3 separate regions of the Homo sapiens genome follow, and regions 1 and 2 are each linked to region 3. The links are chromatin contacts, found by Hi-C or POLR2A ChIA-PET in ENCODE. All regions are on one chromosome and are shown on one strand. The core of a region is the stretch at or near the end of the contact, and the rest is flanking DNA. Distances in the headings are between cores, read along the strand shown.

What was found. Hi-C counts contacts between places; a loop is a spot of excess contacts on that map. ChIA-PET counts read pairs that join two places held with the same protein, here RNA polymerase II (POLR2A). Pooled maps may share reads with other maps.
Region 1: a map of endothelial cell of umbilical vein shows a loop between it and region 3 (9-fold over the local background). The contact joins two enhancer-like sites. A Hi-C loop is called at or near these places in 1 of 168 maps with a recorded cell type or tissue (endothelial cell of umbilical vein) and 4 of 50 pooled maps. POLR2A ChIA-PET finds 5 or more read pairs at or near these places in 1 of 52 experiments (AG04450).
Region 2: a pooled map shows a loop between it and region 3 (6-fold over the local background). The contact joins two enhancer-like sites. A Hi-C loop is called at or near these places in 5 of 168 maps with a recorded cell type or tissue (CD4-positive, alpha-beta memory T cell, endothelial cell of umbilical vein, heart left ventricle and 2 more) and 8 of 50 pooled maps. POLR2A ChIA-PET finds 5 or more read pairs at or near these places in 2 of 52 experiments (AG04450 and CD8-positive, alpha-beta T cell).

What each region holds. Positions count from the first base shown.
Region 1 is chr15:95,257,202-95,261,050 of GRCh38, forward strand. No RefSeq gene overlaps it. Among named protein-coding and RNA genes, the nearest start is that of LETR1, 68 kb to the right of the region's middle. Within about 2 kb of position 2,395, at least 8 of the 41 ENCODE cell types and tissues checked have a DNase peak (open chromatin) inside an H3K27ac peak, as active enhancers do; they include endothelial cell of umbilical vein, where a contact is called at or near this core.
Region 2 is chr15:95,295,433-95,299,316 of GRCh38, forward strand. The region is part of intron 1 of LETR1 (lymphatic endothelial transcriptional regulator lncRNA 1); the gene reads right to left. Among named protein-coding and RNA genes, the nearest start is that of LETR1, 30 kb to the right of the region's middle. Within about 2 kb of position 1,344, at least 2 of the 41 ENCODE cell types and tissues checked have a DNase peak (open chromatin) inside an H3K27ac peak, as active enhancers do; they include endothelial cell of umbilical vein, where a contact is called at or near this core.
Region 3 is chr15:95,363,554-95,367,233 of GRCh38, forward strand. No RefSeq gene overlaps it. Among named protein-coding and RNA genes, the nearest start is that of LETR1, 38 kb to the left of the region's middle. Within about 2 kb of position 2,278, at least 3 of the 41 ENCODE cell types and tissues checked have a DNase peak (open chromatin) inside an H3K27ac peak, as active enhancers do; they include endothelial cell of umbilical vein, where a contact is called at or near this core.

The DNA.
Region 1 (3,849 bases), core at 1,145-3,644, 110 kb before region 3:
CCTGCCAAGACGAATTTATACCTCACTAGCCCTATTCGTTAATTACAGAAATGGCATTTATTTTAAGCACCAAAATGTACCATCAACGAAAAGATGGACGCAGCATCTAACAGTGCTTCTGATGATCACTCAGACCATAAAATTCTATTTTTTTGTTACTGCCATTTTTTATTTTCCCAGCACTTTAATATTTCTTCCCAAAGCAGAATAGCACAAAGATTTTTTTTTTTTTTTTTTTTGACACAGGGTCTCACTCTGTCGCCCAGTCTGGAGTGCAATGTCGTGATCTTGGCTTACTAAAACCTCCGCCTGCCAGATACAAGGGATTCTCCCATCTCAGCCTTCTGAGGAGCTGAGACTACAGGTGTGTGCCACCATGCCTGGATTCTTGTATTTTTTGACAGAGATGGAATTTCATCATGTTGGCCAGGCTGGTCTCAAACTCCTGATCTCAAGTGATTCACCCGCCTCAGCCTCCCAAAGTGCTGGGATTACAGTCATGAGCCAAAAGTGCCCCGCAAGAATAGCAAAAAGATCTATTATGGATTTAATATAGAACATTTTTAAGCGTGGCAAAACAAGTAGATGATGGTTAAAAGGTGACATGACCAATAGGTTGGTATGTTATGATGGCATAAACCAATCATTTTACATGATTTTCCACACTAAATTTCCCGGATGTTGTGGCCATGAGCCAAGATATTTTATGTCATTAATCCACTAGCTAGAATTTAGTTGAGGAGCTAATTCAGAGAGCTTGGAATAAAAACTTTGAGTTGGGTTTTTGGTAACTGACATGTGCTATGTTTAAATGAAATATGCTTGTTGCACCACTGACCCAAACGAGCAAAGTGCTAAGGTATTGGAGATGATTACTTATTTTACATCATCAGAAATGAAGTCTAAGGAGAAAAGGTGCCACATTTTTGCCTGCTTTTTTCTTTCCTAGGGCTATCTATACCCTTGACAAATTTGATGTTCAGAATTTTTGCCCTTTAGAAGTTTTTAGTAGAGTAATTTGAAAGACAGGTGCTCATTTAAGTGAAAACAAAATTATATATATATACATACATATCGCCATATTTTTCTCTCAAAAAGTTAAAAATGACTTGTGGATTTTGCTTAAACATTTAAAAATTCATTTTTTCAATGATCAAGAATTACCAAAATGATTGATATTTGTGTTGTTATTGTTTCTAAATATAATAGTGCTGCTTAAAATGGTCATGATATGCATTTACTTTAGATGACACTTTAGGTGACTTATAAAATGCATAGTTTAGACTGCATAGGCATTCTGAGTTTGCATTAACATAAAAAATGTGCATTCTAATCCCACTTAGGTAACATAGAGAAAAAGTCTACACATCAGGAGAAAACAACTAAAATGGAGATAGGAACTTGTTTTTTGGACACCTTTTGGCACCCACCATCACAGATTTTACAGTCTCAATTTCTCCTGCACAGATCCCACTGACAAAGGGTATTACATTTTGCTGACATCAGTGACCTGGCATCACGGAATTATTCCCTGCTTCGGTTTACAGAGGAATAAACCAGTAATTAATTATATATCAGAACATGAGAATCGACCTGGCAATAATGTACAGGCTAAGAACTCTATTTACATATGTAGGTTATTTAAAATATGTCTTGTTAAATAAATATTTAAAACACTTCCTTATTTAGCTTATACACTGTTTGGACTGAAGCTGCAATCCTCATTGCAGAATGTTCGAAAGAGTAAGAGTGTTGTCAGAGATTTTCATCTCTGCCTGACCTGCAAAATCTCCTCTTTGTGCATGGCAGGGCATACAAAAAATCTCTTTAATGAAAACAACAACATAAACTATCTCTATTGGCACTGACATAAATAATGAAAGTAGAAATTTCATCCTGAGAAAATCACAAAACTTATTTTTAGGTTGAGGGAAGTAGAACAAGAGGCCCAGGCATAAATTAATCACAATCGACATGACCACCTCAGAGAGAGCAGTTAAAAGTAGACAGTAAGGGAAACAAATGATTTCACAGAAAAATGTTCTCCTCGCTGTTGGTCTTTTTCCCCTTGTAAATATCCAGAATTGCTTTTAAAGTGGAAATAAAATAAAATACAGGACTTAAGACTTTTCCGTATCTCTCAAATCAATATACAGCCACAATTTTGAAACAACCATAATAATGAGAATACACAAGACAACTCCAATAATGTGGGAAGACAAACTTTGCAATTCACATCATGGCCACACTAAGACTCAGTTAGGGTCCCAGAAGGTATTCAATGTATTTCTGGGGGCTCAGAAATTAGCTTTTTTTGGGAGGATATCTCTATACCTGCAACTGCCCAGTTTTCTCCAGAGCATGTTTGCTCCCTTCAGAATGGAATCCCGACCATGACGATTTCTGATCCACCAGGGGGAGCAGTTCACCAGCACAAAACAAGCCTTCCCCAAAGGAAGTCGCTGAAGGCGCCTTTTCCTCTCAATTTACACAGCTGACAACGACTCTGATTTTTATCAGTTCTCCTAGATGTGGCACTCATATACCTCATACTGATTTCATATGCCTGACCTCATGCTGGTGGGATATGTGTTGTTCCATCACGGACACATATGCCCATGAGCAGGTTTTTCTGTAGGACTTGACATTCAGTCCTTGTAATTTATAGAAATTCCTTGTTTTATTATAGGAAGTAATTTAGTCTCTGCTTCTTCGCCAGCTTTTATGGACAAAACCGATAGATTTATCAAACTGCTTATTTCATACTTATTCTAGGGCAAGGACATAGTGGAGAAGCTGATCTTTGGGGTGTGTGTAAGGAGGTATGTGTGGGAGAGGTACTCCCCCGCAAGGTCTTGAAGCCAGGCATCTACCACAGCTTGCTGATAGCACCCCTTCTTTCTCCAGCAAGCCTTTTTCCTGCCCTCAGACTAGAGCCCTGGGACTCGGAAGGAAAACAGCTGCCAGAGAAAGGCCAGTGTTGGTGATAAGCTCTTTGTGTGCAAGCTCAGACTTGAGACCAGCCTGTCCAAACAAAACAGCGGTGGACTTCAGGAGAGCTGTGTATGGGTAGAGAACCTCAAGCCTGCTGGTGAAAAAGCCAACCAGAGGACTACACTAGCCCTTGTTTTGCAAATGGCTCCACAATCCACTGAAGGAATTTCCCTAGGGGCGCCAAGTTTTAACTTTGACAGAAGCCAGTCCTTTTGGCCCCTTATCCCAAGTCTCTACCCTGGCACTTCAGCTCACTGCTCTCTGACAGTCCTTACTTCTTAAGGTGTAGACTCTGATCAGCAGCTTTGGCATCAGCTGGGAAATTGTTAGACATGCAGAACCTCAGGCCCCATCCTGGACTTTTGGAGTCAAAATCTGCCTTAAAAAAAAAAAAAAAAACAGGTGACTAAAGTGCATGAAAGTTGAAACTATGCACAAAGACTCTTGTCTCTGAATAGGTCTGCTTCTATTAGGATGCAGAAAAGATGCATAGTTGTGTTCTTCAAATAGAAGTCATAGATGTCAAGATTATTACACGGCCTTATCATATACGTAACCAAACTCTCAAAGCAGCAGGGACAAAGCAGAGAATTTAGTCTTTCAAAGAAAAGACTTGGTTCTGGAACATAGCAGCTTTCTGGCACCTCATTTGTACTTCATAGGTACTGACTCCATTGGGAAGATTAAGTGAGCACCTGACACACAGAAGATTCAGTTGACCCTTCTTTTCCTCTAAAATTGAGTTTTCAATCTATGAAAATCAACCCGGGATTTGGCTATTAACATTTTTTTCTTTAACTTTACTATTTTCTGCCTTTTTTTTTGAAGGTAAGGTTTTGCTCTGTCACTCAAGCT
Region 2 (3,884 bases), core at 94-2,593, 69 kb before region 3:
TGCCCCCATCTGCTGTGGATTCCTGTTCTTAGTCATGCGTCTCTCCCCAATGCTGCCCTCTGGGCAGTGGATTTCAGATTTCCTTGTACCGGGCAACATATGTTCTTCAACTCTGGAGCCTCATGTCAGACACGGCCACTGCCAAGACGCTTGACATGGCCTGCTCCAAACTTCTTCTTTGCTAATTCAGCCTAGAGAGACAGCGTGCCAGCATGGAGAATAACACCGTTAACATGTGTTTACGGGCATTAAAGCGCAGCTCTACACTGTTATAAACCCCTGGCATATTTGACCTGGAAGGAAAAAAAAAAAAAAAGATCTCCGTAGTGCAGTACTTGGCTTTTTCAGCAGATTGTGAGTTCACTTAGACGACTGGAAAAGACAAAGGGATGAGAGAAAGGGAGAGCAAGAGCAAGGGGAGAGAGAAATAGGAGAGAGGGGGCAAGAGAGAATATACATCTCTATTTGTACCATTTAGCAACAGAGAAAGAAATGCAGAAACCACCTCTCAAGTCAGGAGAATGCTCCAACCAGCCAGGGTGTTATAAATTAGAGCCTGTCAGTATTACAATGTATATTAATAGTCACACCTCTTTTTAATGAGTTTGGCATTGGCAGCTGAGAGGAAATACAAGTCATCATGGCTCTGCTCATGCAAACCCCGACAAAGGAATCCGTAATAAATCTTCCTAGAACAGCACTCACCATAAATATGTATCACATAAGGCATCTGTTTTACATTCTGCATATAAATCAGCATAGCGCTGAATAGCAATGAATCAGCTTCTCAATGCCTGATTTGATAACAAATCGACTTGGATCTTAGGAGAGAGAATTTACAGCCCTCACCCTCAAGACAGATAGTCAATACTTAAGATGAGTGCCAAGTTAACTTTTCTTCAGCAACCAAGTTTACAGAATGAGAGTCCTGAGGCTGGGGTGGGAGCCCAGCGGGTGGGGCTGGACAGTTCCTGGGGGAGGGAAAGCAGTCACTCTTCCCAGGGAGAGGAGCTTTGAGGTTTGCAGCTCTGGATTTGAAGGATGTCGTGTGGCATATCTCTGCATTCTGCATCTGACCTCCTCTCCGCTTTGTCCCCTTTCTTGGATCTCCCACAGGTACAGTTTCCGCAGGCTGTAATGATGATGGAGTCATCTTGGTGGTGTCATTTGGGGCGGGGATGGGGAGAACCCAAGGTGCCCCCCCAGGCCGGGTAGGGCTTTCTCTCTGCAGCCTCTTCACCTGTCCCAACTTGGCTGGGGTGACTCCCACGACTAAGGGAGGAAGCAAAGCTCTGACCCCTTTCTTTACAGACCGTTGATAATAACTTCCTGTAAAGACCTTTTATTCCAGGCTACAAAATGAGTGAACAGTATTTATGGCATTTTTCCAGTATCAGAGTGTTGATGGGATCAGGTCACAGAGGGAAACTTGAATGGCTCTTTATTGTCAGAGCACTGCCTGATACAGACATGGCCAGCCACACAGAGATATGAAATGCTTAAAGACTGCACAGGCAGAACAGCCCCTCTAAAGTCTCTGCCAAGATAAAGGCAGCTGTTCCGGCTCACTTAGGTTGGCGGAGCAGAGAGCAGGTACCAGTTGGGCAACTGGGTGTAACCTGGGGAGAGCAGATGTTTTTTTGCAAAATTCTGAAGGCAACACTTTATTTGCTCCTGGTTTTTTGTTTTTGTTTTTTTTTCACTTCAGCTATGGGTCATCATTCCTTTTTCTTTGCAAACATCCATCTCATTTGTAGTAGGAAGCAGCCACTTACCATATTGTGAGCTATGAGTCTTCTTAAACACTGTCTATCTCCTAAGGCCAAGCAGTTGTGATCTCTTTTTATAGGCTCAGCTGCTGTGGCCTTTCCAAATAAATGCCTGTTTGGTGACCCATGTCTCAACCCCAAAGTGAGAAATGTATTTCAAAATTGCTTCAAATACTGCCTATATTCAATGCTTTTGGATCTAACTAGATTAATTATAAAAAGCCCTCTTCCGTTGGGTTTGGATAGATAACTAGAAAAATGGAGTCTGAGCTTTCCCAAAATCCTCTCCGATTTAAACTAATCACAAATCTACTACAGCCACTATATTTTTATCCCTCACTTTAGAAGATATGCAGGTATGATTGTTCATTGAAGAGGCTGTTGTGTTTACAGGCCTCTTAAAATTCTGGTTTTATTGTTCAAAATCTCCAACGTACCCGAAAAACAATTATAATAAAAATTGCCCGAAGTATAATCTATTTCAAGTATCAACTCACTTAACTATTTTTCTTGTCATGGAACAATTTGGATATATGCAAATACTAGAACTAGGGGTGTTTTTTTCCCCTCTAAAAGACATTTTGCAGTGTCTGGAAACGTATAAAGTTATTTTTACATCTCACAATTTGGTGGTGGTGTTGGGGGGTGCCACTGGCACCTGAGAAACACCAGATGCTCTTAAATACCCTACAATGCACAGATGGTACCTCCATTCCCATCCCCAGCTCTGCCCTCATGCAACGAAGAATGATCTGGCCCAAAATGTCAATAGTGCCAAGGTTGAGAAACTCTGTGCTGGAAGAGATTGCCCCAAACTGGATTCTAAAAGAACTTGAGTTGGCGTCCCAGATCTGTGGATTCTGTGACCTTGAGTAAGTTACTTATCTCTCTGATCTCTTCTGAAGTGAAAAGTGATCAAACTGTCTGGGTGTGAGAAGAATATAAAAGGATATATGTAAAATATCTGGCCAGAAATAAGTTCAATCATTACTTTTCTCCCTTCTTTTCCCTAACAAAGTGTAGTAAAAGGCTCTGCCTCAAAGTGAGTTCTGAGAGAAAGGAGTTTTGAAGTACTCATATTTTTCACTGATTTGGTAATATCTCAAGATTTTATTACTTGCCTGTTTAAAAAAAAAAAAAAAAAAAAAATATATATATATATATATATATATATATATATATATATATATATGCGCCAGGTAGAGTTTGGTGAACTGAACTGAAGTTGTCTTTTTGGTTTGAGAGACTGCAGAAAGGATTTTAGTCTTCATTTAAAATTTTCTATAGTGGTTCCAATGGCATTGTTAATTTTGGGTGAGAAAAGCAGAAAAACTCTAGGTTTGGCAAGCAGACAGACCTGGATGCAAATTGTGTGTCTCTCCTTCTTGACTTTGTGACCTTGGGCACAAGGTATTCTTTCCAAGATTCAGATTTCCTCATTGGTAAAATGGGCATCATGACTTCTATATTTCAGATTTTTTGTTGAACAATAAATAATATAAATAAAGCAGTATCTAACACAAAGCCAAATGGTGTTGAGGATCTGCCTAAATCACAGTAGTTGACAGTAACAGTTCGCCTTGCTTTTGTTCTTGCCTCATTAAAGAGATGAGAGGTAGGCCAAAGGCAAGGAACCAAGGGCTGCCTACATGCAGGGAGCAAGCCCCATGGAACGGACCGGGGAAGACAGCTCACCTTTCAGGGAACAACCTGTTCATGGAAATCAACCCTACACATTTGTGCAAGATCTTCCAACTAGAAAAGTCTCCTAACATTCAGCCTGTGGTTTTTCAAAGAGAGGAAGTGGTCAGGTACCACATATTAACAGAAGGGCTCTGTGACAGACTGTATTTTCCAAAGATGGCTGCAACAAACTCCTATCCCAGACCACCCACTGAGAAACTCCGTAAATTAATTCAAGGTATTTTATTTTAATATAATTTTTGATATGCTCATTTGTTTCCATTTATAAATGTTATGCACACTCATTATAGAAAATTTGGAAAATGCCATAAAAAAGAGTTAAGATAAAAAAAATCAAGTTAGCAGTGATATTAAGATACCTTTTTGATGAATTTCTGCTTTCAAATGTGTTTAGCTACATAGTTTGGATAC
Region 3 (3,680 bases), core at 1,028-3,527:
CTCTCATTCAAAAATCTCAATCACAACCTGCATTTGCTCTACGCAAAACAGCTTTAGCATCGTGAACAATACATGTTAACTTTTGCCACCTTTTTTTTTTTTTTTGGTTAGTGGGCTGGGGTGAAAAGGAGGAGAGGAGAAGAGCGAGCTAATGGTTATTCTCAGACAGTCCTGGTGCTTCTTCTACAAATTTAGCGTGGAGGCCTTTGAGCTAATTACATTCTGTATATCTGAGCCAACTCAGAGAGCTTCACGCTGACACTCGGATACATCTGGGCCTGATAACAATTGCAAATGCTCGGGGCACACTTTAAAAAAGATCTTATGTTACAACATGAAACAACATGTTTTACAGTACTCAGAATGGTCAGATAAATAAAACAGCTCCAAGTTCAGAGCTTTGTGGGGGGAAATGTATTTTGTAACATTTCATTTAGAGCAGAAAAATTTCCCCACTGACAAGGGAACATTTGACCCTAACATAATGTTAAGTTCTACCCACAGCTGTTTGAGGTAATGGGCAATAGAAGACTCTGGGCTGCCTTTAATGATGTTGGCTATAAGATTACAATCATTTCCCATTCAGAGGGACAGTTTTGGACATTTTGGTCCGAGTTGAAAGTATGGAGGAGAATTTATAAAAAGCTACCTCTGCACATACCTCCAAGGAGAGAGAGTAGGAATGAAAACACTGCTCATTTCTAGGCCATATTCAGCATAAATGCCAGAAAGATCATGTTAGTTTATTTGGGAACTGTCTTTGGGGGCAGATTTGATGTGTTGATCACAGCCAGGTGACTTCTGAAATCATCATTCATGCTTTGGGGGGGATGTTGGACAGAGGAGGCAGAAAGGGAAAACAACTCCCAGAGCCAAAGTTTTGCATAAGATGGTAACAATTGTCAGTTTCCACCTGGCAATAAAACTCCCCAGCAAGCCCTTCTGCTAATACACGCTATATGGCAGTAACCGTCTTTCTTTCTCCTATGGAGAGTTGTAAAGTCATAAAGTAGATGAGTATTACTGATTTTAACCTGACATATTTCCCTGTTCCTTGAATTTGCACCTTAAAAAAAGTGTAGCCTTGACACATTAGTATTGAACACTCTTGCCCTCTTGTTGAGTACGCAGTAGCTTAAAAAAAATACTCATTTTCTTCATTCCATGCCCCTACTCCTTCCATTTTTCTTTAAAAATTGCCTGTAGTCACCACAGCTTTGTTATGGAGGGGAAAAAGTAACTTGAGCTATACCATTTGTAGAGCACTTTGGCGTTTACTCTTTAGTGTATATTCTCTTTCTTAAATTTAAAAACATATTAAAAGGGAGGTGTTTAGCTCCCATTTGGCAGATGGGACAACTGAGGCTGAGCTTGACATAGCGCGTTTTCCCAAATTCTGCAGCAGTAAGTAGCAGTAGAGCGCAAACTAATGTCCACGTGTAACTGGCATCAATACCCAAATAAAGTGCCTTTATTTATTATAGCACCTGACAATTACATAGCAACTTCAATTTTTCGGAAGTGCTTTTCTTTTTTTCCCTACATCATTTTCTTTAAAAAATAAGTTCAGTAGAACCCAGCCACATTTTAAAGTTGCCCAGAATTCAGAAGCACAGAGAAGTGATTAAACTTATTAACAAAGATACAGTCAACTAATATGAACGTGATATTCCTTTTAGATATCTATGAACACGTGTTCTCTTAATGATTATATGCCATATCTCTCCATGTATTATCTCAAGGAAGAAAATAAACATGGATTTTCATGAATGTAATTAATGTGTTCCGAGACAACACTTCACGTTTTACTGAATTCCCTATGTACTCAGTTCTAAGGTCATCTCTCCAGAAGACAAAATAGCCCTTTTTGTTAAGTTGTCTGGAGGTTTGGTTTGTTTGTTTATTTGTGTGTTTGGGGGCGGGGGGTACATCAGTTTCTCTAGAAAGCTGGCTCCTGCGTTCTCAGGGGTTATAAAAATGGGAATCATTTTTATTGGCAATCCACTGGAATAGTGCTGAGACAAATGGAAACTTGAAGATAAGGATCCTCTGAGGTGAGAACATACAGCTGTTGGGAATTGCTAGAGAATCTGACCAATAAAGGAAGTCACTATTTTTCCAGGCCTGAAGTGAGTTATAGGGCGAGACGGGTGTTGTATATTTATGTAAGGCAGCAGCAGGGAGTTTAAGCGGCTGTATATTGCTGAAAGAGCATCATTCACATTCAGGCAGAGACAAAAGGTGGAAATGAAGTAACATCCTGGCTGAAGAAGGCCTCACGACAGAATAATAACATTTCAGAGAGGGGGGCCGTGTGCGAGGCTGTGGGTAGGCCTCAAAATGAGGAAATGATCAAGATGCCTTGTCAGGCCTTCAGAAAACAGTTACACACACACACACACACACGCTCACACACACACACACACACACACAGGCACTCAGGATTAAGGCCTGGCCAAGCGTCCTTGGGAAGGAAAGTCATTTATCTTTCACAGAAACGCGTACACAATTACCCGCAACCTTCATCAGTACAGTCAGCAAGATAGGTTAGCCAAAACTACTAGAAAAAATATATATCAATACACATATTACAGTTACACTTCCATTTGGTATTTATTATTATCATGTACTCTAGCCTCACTGCATCAGTGTGGATACTAATTCAGGACAATATTTGAAGGACTAAAGTGGTTCTGGCTGCTCAAAAGACTCAAAGGAAGGGGGTAGGCTGGGGGGAAGAGACTGTCTTATCTCCTGTGTTTATTTATTGTGTCCTTTTGTTTAGAGGAAGTAGCGAGAAGAAAGGGGTCATGAAATTACACGCCTCTAATGACAAATGGTGAGAGGAGAGACAATCCACTTCAGAAAAATGATCAAAAGAGGAGGAAAGAAAGAATTTTAACATTCAAAAAATATATGTAGCTAGTCCGTGAGGCTCTTCTAAAACGCTGCACTTCTGTTTGGTAGAAATAGTTTAGGGTGCACCCAAATGCTAATGAAGATGTTATCAAATTTTTAAATGGTAGATTGCGTTGAATATTTCAGAAACTTTAGTCATTTAGAAAAAGCCTAATGTAGATAGAGTAAGAATCTTCTGTCACACAGGAAGCTCTTAGTTAATACTAAATTAGGGTGGTTATTAAAACACAGGATGGCACAGAACTGGGATGAAAATAGATATATTTTATCCTTAAAGTTTATTTGTCTTTGAAAGCAATATGACAATTATGAAAATTTTAAGTAAAATTAAAAGACGTCTTTGAAAATGTTTGTGGGCCGTGGACTAGATTTGTGAATTTTCTGTATTAGGACCAAGTACGATGAGATGTCAGAGTGAATTTATACTAGACAAACCATTCACTTACAACCTCATGAGTATCTTGCTTAAGTTTTTAGGGAATAGTAGAATCACAAAACGAATACACTTGTTTCTCTGTTTTTCATTTATTTTTTCTTCTGCAGCTACACAGCTAAATATTAAACAACTACGAAAAAACAAAGCAAAAAAGAATGCTGAGCTGAAATCATTTAATTTCCTTCATTGACCCTTCCTTAACATTGTGACAACTCAATGTTTCAGTCACACCAGAGGGGTTTACACATTCAACTCCAACATTATCAGAACATGGTATTTAGGAGGCTTTTCAATAGCCAAAGGCTAGGAAGACTAAGAATGAACA